2 separate regions of the Homo sapiens genome follow, and region 2 is linked to region 1. Evidence: read pairs that join two places in POLR2A ChIA-PET (ENCODE). Cell type or tissue: B cell. All regions are shown on one strand. Each heading gives the region's core, and the rest is flanking DNA. Links, peaks and the distances in the headings are about the cores only.

The links. Peaks named below come from ENCODE experiments on the same cell type or tissue, not always from the same donor. Only the 100,000 strongest peaks of a DNase experiment are listed, where the experiment ranks them.
Region 2: POLR2A ChIA-PET joins it to region 1 with 5 read pairs; 12 of 35 experiments call an interaction of 5 or more read pairs at or near these places.

Annotation. Positions count from the first base shown.
Region 1 is chr19:17,408,757-17,418,729 of GRCh38, forward strand. BISPR (BST2 interferon stimulated positive regulator) reads left to right here. Exons shown (of 4, transcript NR_130766.1): 3 at 4,341-4,549; 4 at 5,635-6,980. It also overlaps a transcript of MVB12A not described here and the pseudogene HMGB3P29. Among named protein-coding and RNA genes, the nearest start is that of MVB12A, 6.3 kb to the right of the region's middle. RefSeq lists an enhancer at 6,158-6,945. In B cell, for the core only: no CTCF peak of the experiment used is centred there; no DNase peak of the experiment used is centred there.
Region 2 is chr19:17,841,026-17,843,525 of GRCh38, forward strand. It overlaps JAK3 (Janus kinase 3), which reads right to left. Exons shown (of 24, transcript NM_000215.4): 4 at 2,355-2,466; 5 at 2,002-2,147; 6 at 1,291-1,585; 7 at 615-737; 8 at 364-521. Among named protein-coding and RNA genes, the nearest start is that of JAK3, 5.7 kb to the right of the region's middle. RefSeq lists silencers at 1,038-1,274, 1,167-1,256. In B cell, for the core only: no CTCF peak of the experiment used is centred there; a DNase peak (open chromatin) is centred at 1,186.

The DNA.
Region 1 (9,973 bases), core at 7,036-9,535:
TTTATATTTTTAAATATATAATGTATTTTTATATATTGGTTGGTGCAAAAGTAATTGCGGTTTCTGCCATTACTTTTTTTTTTTTTTTTTTGAGAGGGAATCTCTCTCTGTCGCCCAGGCTGGAGTGCAGTGGTACGATCTCGATCACTACAACCTCTGCCTCCTGGGTTGAAGCGATTCTCCTGCCTCAGCCTCCTGAGTAGCTGGGACTACAGATGCCTGCCACCATGCCTGGCTACTTTTTGCATTTTTAGTAGAGATGGGGTTTCGCCATGTTGGCCAGGCTGGTCTCAAACTTCTGACCTCAGGTGATCCACCCAACTTGGACTCACCAAGTACTGGGATTACAAGCGTGAGCCACCGTGCCCGGCCTATATTTTATTTTATATTTTTAAATATATTCTCCCTCTGTCACCCAGGCTGGAGTGCAGTGGTGTAATCTCGGCTCACTGCAACCTCTGCCTCCTGGGTTGAAGTGATTCTTCTGCCTCAGCCTCCTGAGTAGCTGGGACTACAGATGCCTGCCACCATGCCCAGCTACTTTTTGTATTTTTAGGAGAGACGGGGTTTCGACATGTTGGCCAGGCTGGTCTCGAACTCCCGACCTCAAGGGATCCACCCGACTTGGCCTCCCAAAGTGCTGGGATTACAGGCATGAGCCACCGCTCCCAGCCTCTGCCATTACTTTTTTTTTTTTTTTTTTTTTTTTGAGATGGAATTTCACTCTTGTTACCCAGGGTGGAGTGCAATGATGCAATCTTAGCTCACCACAACCTCTGCCTCCTGGGTTCAAACAATTCTCCTGCCTCAGCCTCCCTAGTAGCTGGGATTACAGGCATGCGCCACCATGCCCGGCTAATTTTGTATTTTTAGTAGAGAGGTTTAGGTTTCTCCATGTTGGCCAGGCTGGTCTCAAACTCCCGACCTCAGGTGATCTGCCCGCCTCGGCCTCCCAAATTGCTGGGGTTACAGGCTTGAGCCACCGCACCCAGCCTTTTTTTGTTTTTTTCTTTGAGATGGAGTCTCGGTCTGTCTCTCAGGCTGGGGTGCATTGGCACGATCTCGTCTCACTGCAACCTCTGACCTCCGCCTCCTGGGTTCAAGCAATCCTGCTGCCTCAGTCTCCTGAGTAGCTGGGATTACAGGTACCCGCCACCACGCCCAGCTAATTTTTGTATTTTTAGTAGAGACGGGGTTTCACCATGTTACCCAGGCTGGTCTCGAACTCCTGACCTCATGATCCGTCCATCTCGGCCTCCCAAAGTACTGCGATTACAGCCATGAGCCACCACGCCCGGCCTTCCATTACTTTTAATGGCATTAATTAATTATGCTTACTAAAAGTTATGGCAGAAACCACAATTACTTTCGCAATAAAATTAGAAATGGAAACTGTTATGCTACCATTCTTTTTCTTTTTTTATTTTCTTTTGAGACAGAATCTTGTCCTGTTGCCCAGGCTGGAGCGCAGTGGTGCAATCATAGCTCACTGCAGCCTTGACCTCCTGGGCTCAAGCAATCCTCTCACCTCAGCCTCTGGCGTAGCTGGGACTATATGTGTGCACCACCACGCCCAGCTAATTTTTTATTTTTTGTAGAGATGGGGGTCTCAGTATGTTTCCCAGGCTGGTCTCAAACTCCTAGGCTCCAAAGATCCTCCTGCCTCAGCCCCCGCAAAGTGTTGGAATTACAGGAGTAAGCCACTGCACCCAGCCGCTAGCATTCTTTTGGTTTTAGCTTCATATATATATATATATATATATATATATATATACACACACACATATATATATACACACACATATATATACATATATATACATATATATATACACACATATATATATACACATATATATATATAATTATTATTATTTTAGAGAAACATTTCAGTTGGGAGCAGTGGTTCATGCCTGTAATCCCAGCACTTTGGAGGCTGAGGCGGGTGGATGACCTGACGTCAGGAGTTCGAGACCAGCCTGGCCAACATGGTGAAACCCTGTCTCTACTAAAAATACAAAAACTAGCCAGGCGTAGTGGCAGGTGCCTGTAATCCCAGCTACTCAGAAGGCTGAGGCAGAAGAATCGCTTGAACCCAGAGGCAGAGGTTGCAGTGCAGTGAGATCGCGCCACTGCACTTCAGCCTGGGCGACAGAGTGAGACTCTGTCTCAAAAAAAAAAAAAAAGAAAAGAAACATTTTATTTTATTTTATTTTATTTATTTATTTTTGAGACAGAGTCTCACTCTGTCACCTAGGCTGGAGTGCAGTGGCGCGATCTCCACTCACTGCAACCTCCAACTCCCTGATTCAAGCAATTCTCCTGCCTCAGCCTCCCAAGTAGCTGGGATTACAGGCATGCGCCACTACGCCCAGCTAATTTTTGTATTTTAGTAGAGACAGGGTTTCACCATGTTGGCCAGGATGGTCTCGATCTCCTGACCTCGTGATCTGCCCACCTCAGCCTCCCAAAGTTCTGGGATTACAGGCGTGAGCCACCGTGCCCGGCCAACATTTTATTTTAGAATAGTTTTAGATTTGCAGAAAAAAAACAGTGAGGATAATAGAATTTCCCACATTCCCTACACCCAATTTCCCCTCTTTTATTTATTTATTAAAGACAGGCTCTTGTTCTGTCGCCCAGGCTGGAGTGCAGTGGTGTGATCATAGCTCACTGCAGCCTTTGACCTCCTGGGCTCAAGCGATCCTCCCACCTCAGCCTCCCGAGTAGCTGGGACCACAGATGCTCAGTACCACACCTGGCTAATTTTTTTACTTTTTTTGTAGAGATGGGGTCTCACTATGTTGACCAGGCTTTTCTCAAACTCCTGGGCTCAAGCGATCCTCCTGCCTCAGCCTCCTGAGTAGCTGGGACTACAGCCACTCACCACCATCACGCCCAGCTAAGTTTTGTATTGTTTGTAGAGACGGGATCTCTGTATGTTGCCCAGGCTGGTCTCAAACTCCTGGGCTCATGTCATCCTCCTTCCTCAGCCTCCCAAGGTGCTGGGATTATAGGTGTGAACCACTGCACCTGGCTAAGAAAAAAAAAATAGGAGCAAAGATCATCCGCAACCATCCCTCAGCTGTTTCATTTCTGTTTATTACACTACATGCATATTTCACTTACTTTGGGATACTGAGATGTGGCCCCGGATGGGCTTCTGAGGACAACTCCATGCCTGTAGGAAGTCGCTGGCCCCAGGGCGCTCAGCGGGTGGGGGCGATTCTGCTCCAGGGGACATTTTTATTGTCACCGCGGGGGCTGGGAGTGCCGCTGCCATCTAGGGATGTAGGCCAGGGATGCTGCTCAACACTACAGTGTACAGGACGGCCCCCCACAGTAAATGATCAAGCCCCAAGTGTCAGAGGTGCCACCAGACGTGACAAGCCCTGCCCTGGGGAGAACTGAGTGCAGGTTTGGAGTCAGACTTGGGCTCAAATTCCATCATGGCGAACCAGCTCCTTTCCCTCGGGCCTCTGCTTTTCTTTCTCTCTCTTTTGCTCTTTCTCTCTCTCTTTCTTTTTTGAGATGGAGTCTCACTCTGTTGCCCAGGCTGGAGTGCAGTAATGCAGTCTTGGCTCTCTGCAACCTCTGTCTCCCTGGTTCAAGTGATTGTCCTGCCTCAGCCTCCCAAGTAGGTGGGATCAAAGGTGTGTGCCACCACGCCCGGCTAATTTTTGTATTTTTAGTAGAGACGGGGTTTCACCATGTTGGCCAGGCTGGTCTCAAACTCCTGGCTTCAAGTGTTCCACCCGCCTCAGCCTCCCAAAGTGCTGGGATTACAGGTGTGAGCCACTGCCCCCAGCCAACCTCTGCTTTCTTATAGCGGGGGTGTGATAACAGCTGCTTCCCAGTCAATTGGAATGTCCACACAAATTAGAAACTGAAACAGTATCTCCATCAACTCAGAGAAAACAGTAAAAAGAAAATAGGCGGTGAGATTTCTCATCAGTTACATTATTCTGACTTTAATTAGTGTCCAGGGAAACTGAAACTATAGCTATACCTAAGATAAACATTTGAAGAAGGAGTAAAGGAAAGATTAATTTTGCAGCTGTCTCAGGGTCTGGTGGAGGGCTGATGGATGTCATCCTGTCTTTGTTTTGCACCGGGGAAAGTAAGCTTGTAATCAGTGCTGTCAGGATGAAATTCAGCAGACTGGTTCCGTGGACAAGGGGTCACATAGAGCTTGTAAACCTAAGGTTACGTATCTTTGTTTACGGGAGGCTGGACATCTTGGAAAGATTTAGGAGTAAGCAAAGAATTTACGTATGAACAATTTGTGAGGGTGATCATCTGGAGATGTGTGAGGGCTTTTTTTTTTTTTCTTTTTGTAGGCATCTGGGTAAGCTACAATGCTTAACCACTTAACACAATCAGGAAGCAACAGCCATGCATTCGGGAAAGGAACTTCAGTGTTGTGTGGCTCAGTCTCCAGACCTAACTTTCCCTTTGGTACAGACGCGGTGGTACATGCCTGTAATCCCAACACTTAGGCAGGAGGATCACTCGAGCCCAGAAGATCAAGACTAGTGTGAGCAACAAAGTGAGTTTCCCCCCACCCCTCACCTCAACAAAACATTTAAAAATTAGCTGGACATGGTGGCTGCGCCTGTGGTGGCTGGAGTGCAGTGGTGTGATCTTGGCTCACTGCAGCCTCTGCATTCAAGCAATTCTCCTGCCTCAGCCTCCTGAGTAGCTGGGATTACAGGCACCTGCCACCACGCCTGGCTAATTTTTGTATTTTTAGTAGAGACCGGGTTTCACCATGTTGGCCAGGCTGGTCTCCAACTCCTGACCTCAGGTGATCTGCCACTCAGGAGGCTGGGTAGGAGGATCCCTTGAGCCCAAGGGGTAGGAGGGTCCCTTGAGCCCAAGAGATCAAGGATGCAGTGAGCCATGTTCGCATGACTGCACACCTGCCTGGACAACAGATGAGACCATGTCTCAAAAACAAACAAACCAATACAAACAACAACAACTTTTCCTTTGGCAAACTGCCTTTGGAAGGTCCTCATATTTTTATTTTCTTTGACAGGAAAAAGCAATATATAGAAAGTGCTTAGCTTAGCACTTTGTACATTACAGTTCCCCATCATAGTTTGCCCTTGTCATTTGATAAGTTTTGGACTTGACTGCAGGCTTTCCTTAAACTGAACTCCCAGAAGTGGGGTTACTGGGTCCAAGGGGATGCCTATGTCCCAAGCTCTCACTTCCCATAAAGAAGAATTCAGAATTCGGCCAGGAGTGGTGGCTCACACCTGTAATCCCAGCACTTTGGGAGGCTGAGGTGGGTGGATCACCTGAGGTCAGGACTTCGAGAACAGCCTGGACAAAATGGTGAAACCCTGTCTCTACTGAAAATACAAAAATTAGATGGGCTTGGTGGTGGGCACCTGTAATCTCAGCTACTTGGAAGGCTGAGGCAGGAGAATTGCTTGAACCCGGGAGGCGGAGGTCACAGTGAGCCGAGATCGCACCATTGCACTCCAGCGTGGGCTACAGAACAAGACTCTGTCTCAAAAGGAAAAAAAAAAGAATTCAGAATTCACCTGTCGCCTGCTGCTGCAGTGAACAGTGAGTGGCACTCCTCTCTCACACCTATCACAGGTATTCTTCTTTTCCTTCCAGATCCTTCCCTGGCACCGGTTCCAGGAGGACCTCGTTCTTAGGCAGCATCTGTGTCTCTGTTTTGTAAGACACACAGAGTATCCTTAACCCACTGCAGATATTTCCCTGGGTCCATGGTCAATCAACACCACCTTTCAGTCTCCAGCCTCTTAACCAGCCCAGGGCTGAGTGTTGTTTATAGTATTAATATGTTTCTGGCTGGGCTCAGTGGCTCATGCCTGTAATCCCGGCACTATGGGAGGCTGAGGCAGGCGGATCACTTGAGGTCAGGAGTTCAAGACCAGCCTGGCCAACATAGTAAAACCCCGTCTCTACTAAAAATACAAAAATGAGCCGGGTGTGGTGGCGTGTGTCTATAATCCCAGCTACTCGGGAGGCTGAGGCAGGAGAATTGCTTGAACCTGGGAGGTGGAGGCTACAGTGAGCTGAGATCATGCCACTGCACTCCAGCCTGGGCAAGAAAGTGAGACTCCATCTCAAAACAAAGAAACAAACAAAGTATTAATATGTTCCCCTTGATCAGTGGGGTGGTTCACCCTTGTAATCCCAGCACTTTGGGAGGCAGAGGCTGGCGGATCGCTTGAGTCCAGGAGTTCGAGACCAGCCTGGGTGAACTAGCAAAACCCTGCCTGTACTAAAAATACAAAAATTAACTGGGCTTGGTGGTGCGAGCCTGTAATCCCAGTGGAGGCTGAGACAGGAGAATCCTTTTGTAATGCCTGACCTTGTTTTTTTACTAACCCTATTTTAACCTTGTTTTTACTAACCCTATTTTTAAATTTTCCCTTTTTGTCTCCTTAATTACCTAGCCTTGTTTCCCATATGAGTAGACTCTCCCTTAGCTGGGAAAGCCTGACGAACGCCATCTGGCCCCTTGATTTACAAGACATTAAGGGCTACTTACCCAACCCCCTTCCTCAAAGAGTTAACCTGCGTAAGCAGATCCTCAGCATTTCAAAGGAGCCCAATTAGCTGATAAGGTACTGGAACAAACAATGTACGAAGTTCCCAGGATTTTGCTCAAAAGCATAACAACATAAAGCCTTGAGTCTGTGTCTGGCATAGCATCCATATCTAACTCTTATGAAGGATTTAGAGCCCGGCACCTGGTTCCGTTGCTTTTTTTGTAACCATTTGTCTTTTAAATTGTTTATTTCTCTGTAACCATTTGTTTTTTGATTCTTGCATGTTTTTACTTCTGTAGAATTATTGCATTTGAGCTCCGCTCCCCTTCCGAACCAAGGTATAAAAGTAAATCAAGCCCCTTCCTCGGGGCCGAGAGAATTTTGGAAAGTCAAGCCTTCTCTTGGCTGCCGGCTTAAATAAAGGACTCTTAATTCGTCTCGAAGTGTGGCGTTTTCTCTAACTCGCTTGGGTATAACACTTTGAGCCTGCGAGGCAGAGTTTGCAGTGAGCCGAGATCACGCCACTGCACTCCAGCCTCGGCAACAAGAGTGAAACTCCGTTTCAAAAAACAAAAACAAAACAAAACAAAAGAACCCTCACAATCTTCCTGCACCCAACTGATGAAATCACCATTGCAAAAGTTATATCAGTGAGAACATTAGAACAGTAAGCTAAGCTAACCCAAACCCCACCTTACTTTTCCCTTAATTATTCCTGGGCTACTGGGTCGAGCTAACTTTGGAAGACATTTAGGCTATGGTTTAAATAACAGGCCTTGCCAAAAACTCAACCACTTATTTTTTTGAGACGGAGTCTTGCTCTGTCGCCCAGGCTGGAGTGCAGTGGTGTGATCTGGGCTCACTGCAATCTCTGCCTCTGGGTTCAAGCAATTCTCCTGCCTCAACCTCCTGAGTAGCTGGGATTACAGGCGCATGCCACTGAGTAGCTGGGATTACAGGCGCATGCCACCAAGCCTGGCTAATTTTTGTATTTTTAGTAGAGACAGGGTTTCACCATGTTGGTCAGACTGGTCTCGAACTCCTGACCTTGTGATCCACCCACCTCAGCCTCCCAAAGTGCTGGGATTACAGGCTTGAGCCACCGTGCCCAGCCTGCTTTTTTTTTTTTTTTTTCCTTGAGACAGAGTCTCATTCTGTCACCCAGGCTGGAGTGCAGAGGCACCATTTCTGCTCACTGAAACCTCCACTTCTGGGGCTCAAGCAATTCTCCTCTCTCAGCCTCAGGAGTAGCTGGGATTACAGGCGCCTGCCACCAAGCCTGGCTAATTGTTTTGTATTTTTAGTAGAGATGGGGTTTCACCCATGTTGGCCAGGCTGGTCTCCAACTCCTGACCTCAAGTGATCCGTCCACCTTGGCCTCCCAAAGTGCTGGGGTGACACTGTGCCTGGTCTCAACCACCCTTTTTTTTTTTTTCCTCTGTCACCCAAGCTGGAGTGCAGTGGCATGATCTTGGCTCACTGCAACTTCCGCCTTCTGAGTTCAAGCAATTCTCCTGCCTCAGTGTCCGGAGTAGCTGAGACGACAGGTGTGCACCACCACCCCCTGCTAATGTTTTGTATTTTTAGTAGAGATGGGGTTTCACCATGTTGGCCAGGCTGGTTTCGAACTCCTGACCTCCACCCGCCTTGGCCTCCCAAAGTGCTGGGATTACAGGAGTGAGCCATCACTCCTGGCATAGAAAGTTTTTCTCATCCATTGTCCTCCTCCTCTTCTTTCTTCATCTTCCTCTTCCACTTTTTTCCAGGCAACTTTAGCAGGACCCTTTGCACCGTCAAACTTTCCTTTCAACTTACAGTCAGCAACCTCTTCCTCATATTTCTTCTTCAGCTTTGCCGCCTTAGTGACGTCAACCTGCTTTTCACTGTCACTTCAGCTATTCCACATCTCACCCAGAGCTTTTTTTTTTTTTTTTTTTTTTTTTGCCACATCTCCAATAGAGATGCCAGGGTTTGCGGATTTGATCTTGGGGTGGAATTCTGAACAGAACATGAAGAATCCAGACAGTTGGTTGGGTGTGATGGCTCATGCTTGTAATGCCAGCACTTTGGGAAGCCAAGGCAGGTGGATCACCTGAGGTCAGGAGTTTGAGGCCAGCTTGGCCAACATGGTGAAACCCCATCTCTACTAAAAATACAAAAATTAGCCAGACGTGGTGGTACGCGCCTGTGGTCCCAGCTAATCTGGAGGCTGAGGCAGGAGAATAGCTTGAACCTGGGAGGCGGGGCTTGCAGTGAGCCGAGATTGCGCCACTGCACTCCAGCCTGGGCAACAGAGCGAGACTCCGTCTCAAAAAAATAAATAAATAAATAAATAAATTTTAAAAAATAAAATAAATAAATTAAATAAAATAAAAAATAAGAGTCCAGACGGTGGCCTTTTGGGGACATTAGGCTCTTTCTTCTTGCTTCCCCTTTAGCTGCTCTATAATCCTTCATTTCCCGATCCTAGTGTACTTTATCCGCCTTTGCCATTTCATCAAATTTGGACTTCTCTTTCACTGACACTGTCTTCCAACTCTCAGAATATTTCTTGGAAAATTCTGCAAAATTGACAGGGACCTCTGGGTTTTTCTTCTTCTTCTTCCTTTTTTTTTTTTTGAGATGGAGTTTCACTCTGTCGCCCAGGCTGGAGTGCAGTGGCACGATCTCCGCTCACTGCAACTTTCTCCTCCCAGGTTCAAGCGATTCTCCTGCCTCAGGCTCCCGAGTAGCTGGGACTATAGGCGCCTGCCACCATGCCCAGATAATTTTTGTATTTTTAGTAGAGACGGGGTTTCACCATGTTGGCCAGGATGGTCTCAATTTATTGACCTCATGATCCGCCTGCCTTGGCCTCCCAAAGTGCTGGGATTACAGGCGTGAGTCACTGTGCCAGGCCGGTTTTTCTTCTTATGTTCTTCTCTGTACATCTGCACAAAAAAACTATAAGCAGACATTTTGCCCTTTGGTTTCTTGGGGTCACCATTAGCCATCCTGACTGTATTGTTTGCTAGTCTGGGCAGCGCAGGACACTTGTTCGCTATTTTTCTAAACTTTTCCCCCAATGGGTGTAAAAAAGCATATTATTATTATTATTATTATTATTATTATTATTGAGACGAGTTTCGCTCTTGTTGCCTAAGCTGGAGTGCAATGGCGCGATCTCAGCTCATTGCAACCTCCACCTCCCGGGTTCCAGTGATTCTCCTGCCTCAGCCCCCTTAGTAGCTGGGATTCCAGACGCGCACCACCACGCCTGGATAGTTTTTTGTACTTTTAGTAGAAACGGGGTTTCACCATGTTAGGCTGGTCTCAAACTCCTGACCTCAGATGATCCGCCCGCCTCGGCCTCCCAAAGTGCTGGGATTACAGGTGTGAACCACTGTGCCCGGCTTAAAAGCATATTATTATAGTAAATACTTTTTTTCCCTTTC
Region 2 (2,500 bases), core at 1-2,500, 430 kb after region 1:
AGACTTGTCTCCAACTCCTGAGTTCAAACAATCCTCCTGCCTTGGCCCCTCAAAGCGCTGCGATTGCAGGTGTGCCCCACTATGCCTGGCCCTTCCTGGGAGATTAAACAAGAGGCTGTAGGTGAAGGTGGGCGACTTGTCCATCTCCAGGAAATGGCCCTGGGGTCAGAGAGAGAGAGAGTAGTGGTCGCCCTGTGAAGCAGAAGGAATACTTCAGCTTCACTGAGCGCTGACTGTGCGGCAGGTGTGGTTTGAAAACTTGACCCCTGTCCAGGGCTCCTGGAAGGTGAGGACACTGAGGCATAGAGAAGGGGAGGGGCCCTGAGTGGCCACAGAGGCCGGGAATGGGGGACAGGTCCTTACGTGATGGGGCCGTGGCACTGCTCGGCCACTTCCTCCAGCAGCCTCGGCGGTGCCACCTCCTTGCAGAAGAAGTGCTGGGAGTCCGTGGTCAGCCGGAAGTAGCCGTCCACGAGCGCCACGAACGACAGAGCCTCGGGCAGCCCTGGGAACTCGGCCTCCTGCGAGGGACAAGCGTCAGAGCCCAGTGAAACCCGAGGGTGCCGGTCCCGCCCTCGGGGTAAGGCTGAAGGGGAGGGGAATCCTGCACCCACTAAAATCTGGTTGTCTGTCCTGGTAACAGTGACCAGGCGGTGCTCTCCGGCCGGGCCAACGCGCGGGGCCTGCTTGATGCTAATGTCTACGATTTCTGGAAAGTCGCAGAAGGGCTGGAGGACCTGGGAAGGAGGGGGAGTACCGAAGTGGGGGCCCAGCTGGACCCCGCCAAACCACGCCCATGAACCCACCCCCAAGCCACACCATCCACTCCCTATCCCTTTGCCATTCAACCCTTCCAAGCCGCGCCCCCTCCTATCAACTCCAACCTCTCAACACCTCCCCTACCCATCCCCAAACATCTCCCACCCGCTCTGCCAATCCCCGCCTCCTTCTCTCTGCCGGACCCCGCCCCTTGATCCCTGCCCCGCTTCGCAGCCTCCCAGCTCTCGGAGCCTCACTCTGCCTCTTAGTCTTGCCTCGTTCCAGCGCCCACCCACCCACTCCTCAACCCCTCCCATTTTCATTCCCGGGTCGCTCAGCCCAACCCTTCACTCAGTTTGCCCCTCCCATTCCCGCAGTCTCCTCCCTCACTAAGCCCCGCCCCTCATTAAGCCTCGCCCACTTCCCCAAGTCTTTCGTTTTGGCTCCGCCCCACATCCCCTACCACTCTCCGGCCCCTCCCCGAGCCCCGCCCCCACGTTGGCCCCGCCCAGCGGGGGAGTCCGCCCTCACCTCCTGTTCTCCCTGGGTCCAGGCGATGCCGCCGTCACCAGCCACGCGGAGCAGCCCCAGCCCGTCGTGGCCACCAAGGGCCCCAGGGAGGCCCACGTGGAAGGTCTCGGCGGCCCCGGCTGGATCCAGCCGCTCCAGGTCCATGATGTACTTGGCCATGAGCGAGTGCCGGTCTGCCTGGCAGGCGGCCACGCGGCGCAGGGCTCTGCGCACCGTCCTCCGAATACGCCTCCGCGTCACGAAGCTCAGGCCCTGGATCAGGTCGCGCAGGCTTGGGGGTAGGCAGGCCTTGTAGCTGCAGGGGTTGGAGGGGAGGGAGCCGGCCCTCAGCGTCGGGAGGGGTCCCCGCGGGGACACACACAAACCCAGGCTTTAGCCCAGGGGCTGGGGTGCGGCCCTAGTTGGGGCACCAGGCACACACAGACTCTCATTCAGGGTCAGGTATGAGGACCGGACCTCAGAGTAGGGGAGGGCCATTGGCGCCCACAGGTCGGACAGGGACCCCACAGGCCTTTTAGCTGGGGGAGGTCAGGTGTCTGTCCAGCTGGAGCCTGGGGGTGGAGAGGGCTGGGTTCGTGGGAGGCCCTGGGTCATAGGAACACCCTGAAAGCTTGCAGGAGAACTCCATGGTGGGAGCCCGGCAAAGCCCCGATGGAGCCCACGTTGCTCACTCCCAAGCAGAGGCCGTCCCCACAGCCTGGTGGCTCTCACCTGACAGTCTTCAGCAGCTCTCCCGGCCGCTGGGCCTGCTCTCGCGCCATCCGGGCCAGGTCCAACACGGCCAGGCTGAGACACTCACCCTGCTCCTTGAGACTGAGGCCCACGGGGAGGCGCCCACTCACCAGGTCACTGCGGTGCTGGGGGGCCGCCACAGGGAGCATCAGCTGAGGCCACCCAACTTCAAGCCCTGTTGTTAACCTGCAGACCCCCCCAATCCTGGGCTGACCCCCACCCCTGGACTGCCACAGGGAGGGTCAGACGAGGCCCCACCTGATTGCATGCCAGTCCTCATGTTGCCCCTTGGACCCCCAACCCCCTGGGTCAAACCCCAGGCAGAACCCCACCTGGGCAAAGAGGTGCTCCAGGACTGGCAGGTCAAGGATAGCACTGGCCAAATCCTTGCGTAGCCCGAAGCGGTGGCACTTCTCCAGCCCAAACCAATTGGGGAAGTAAAAGCTGTGAGGAGAGGAGAGAACCCTGGGATGAAAGT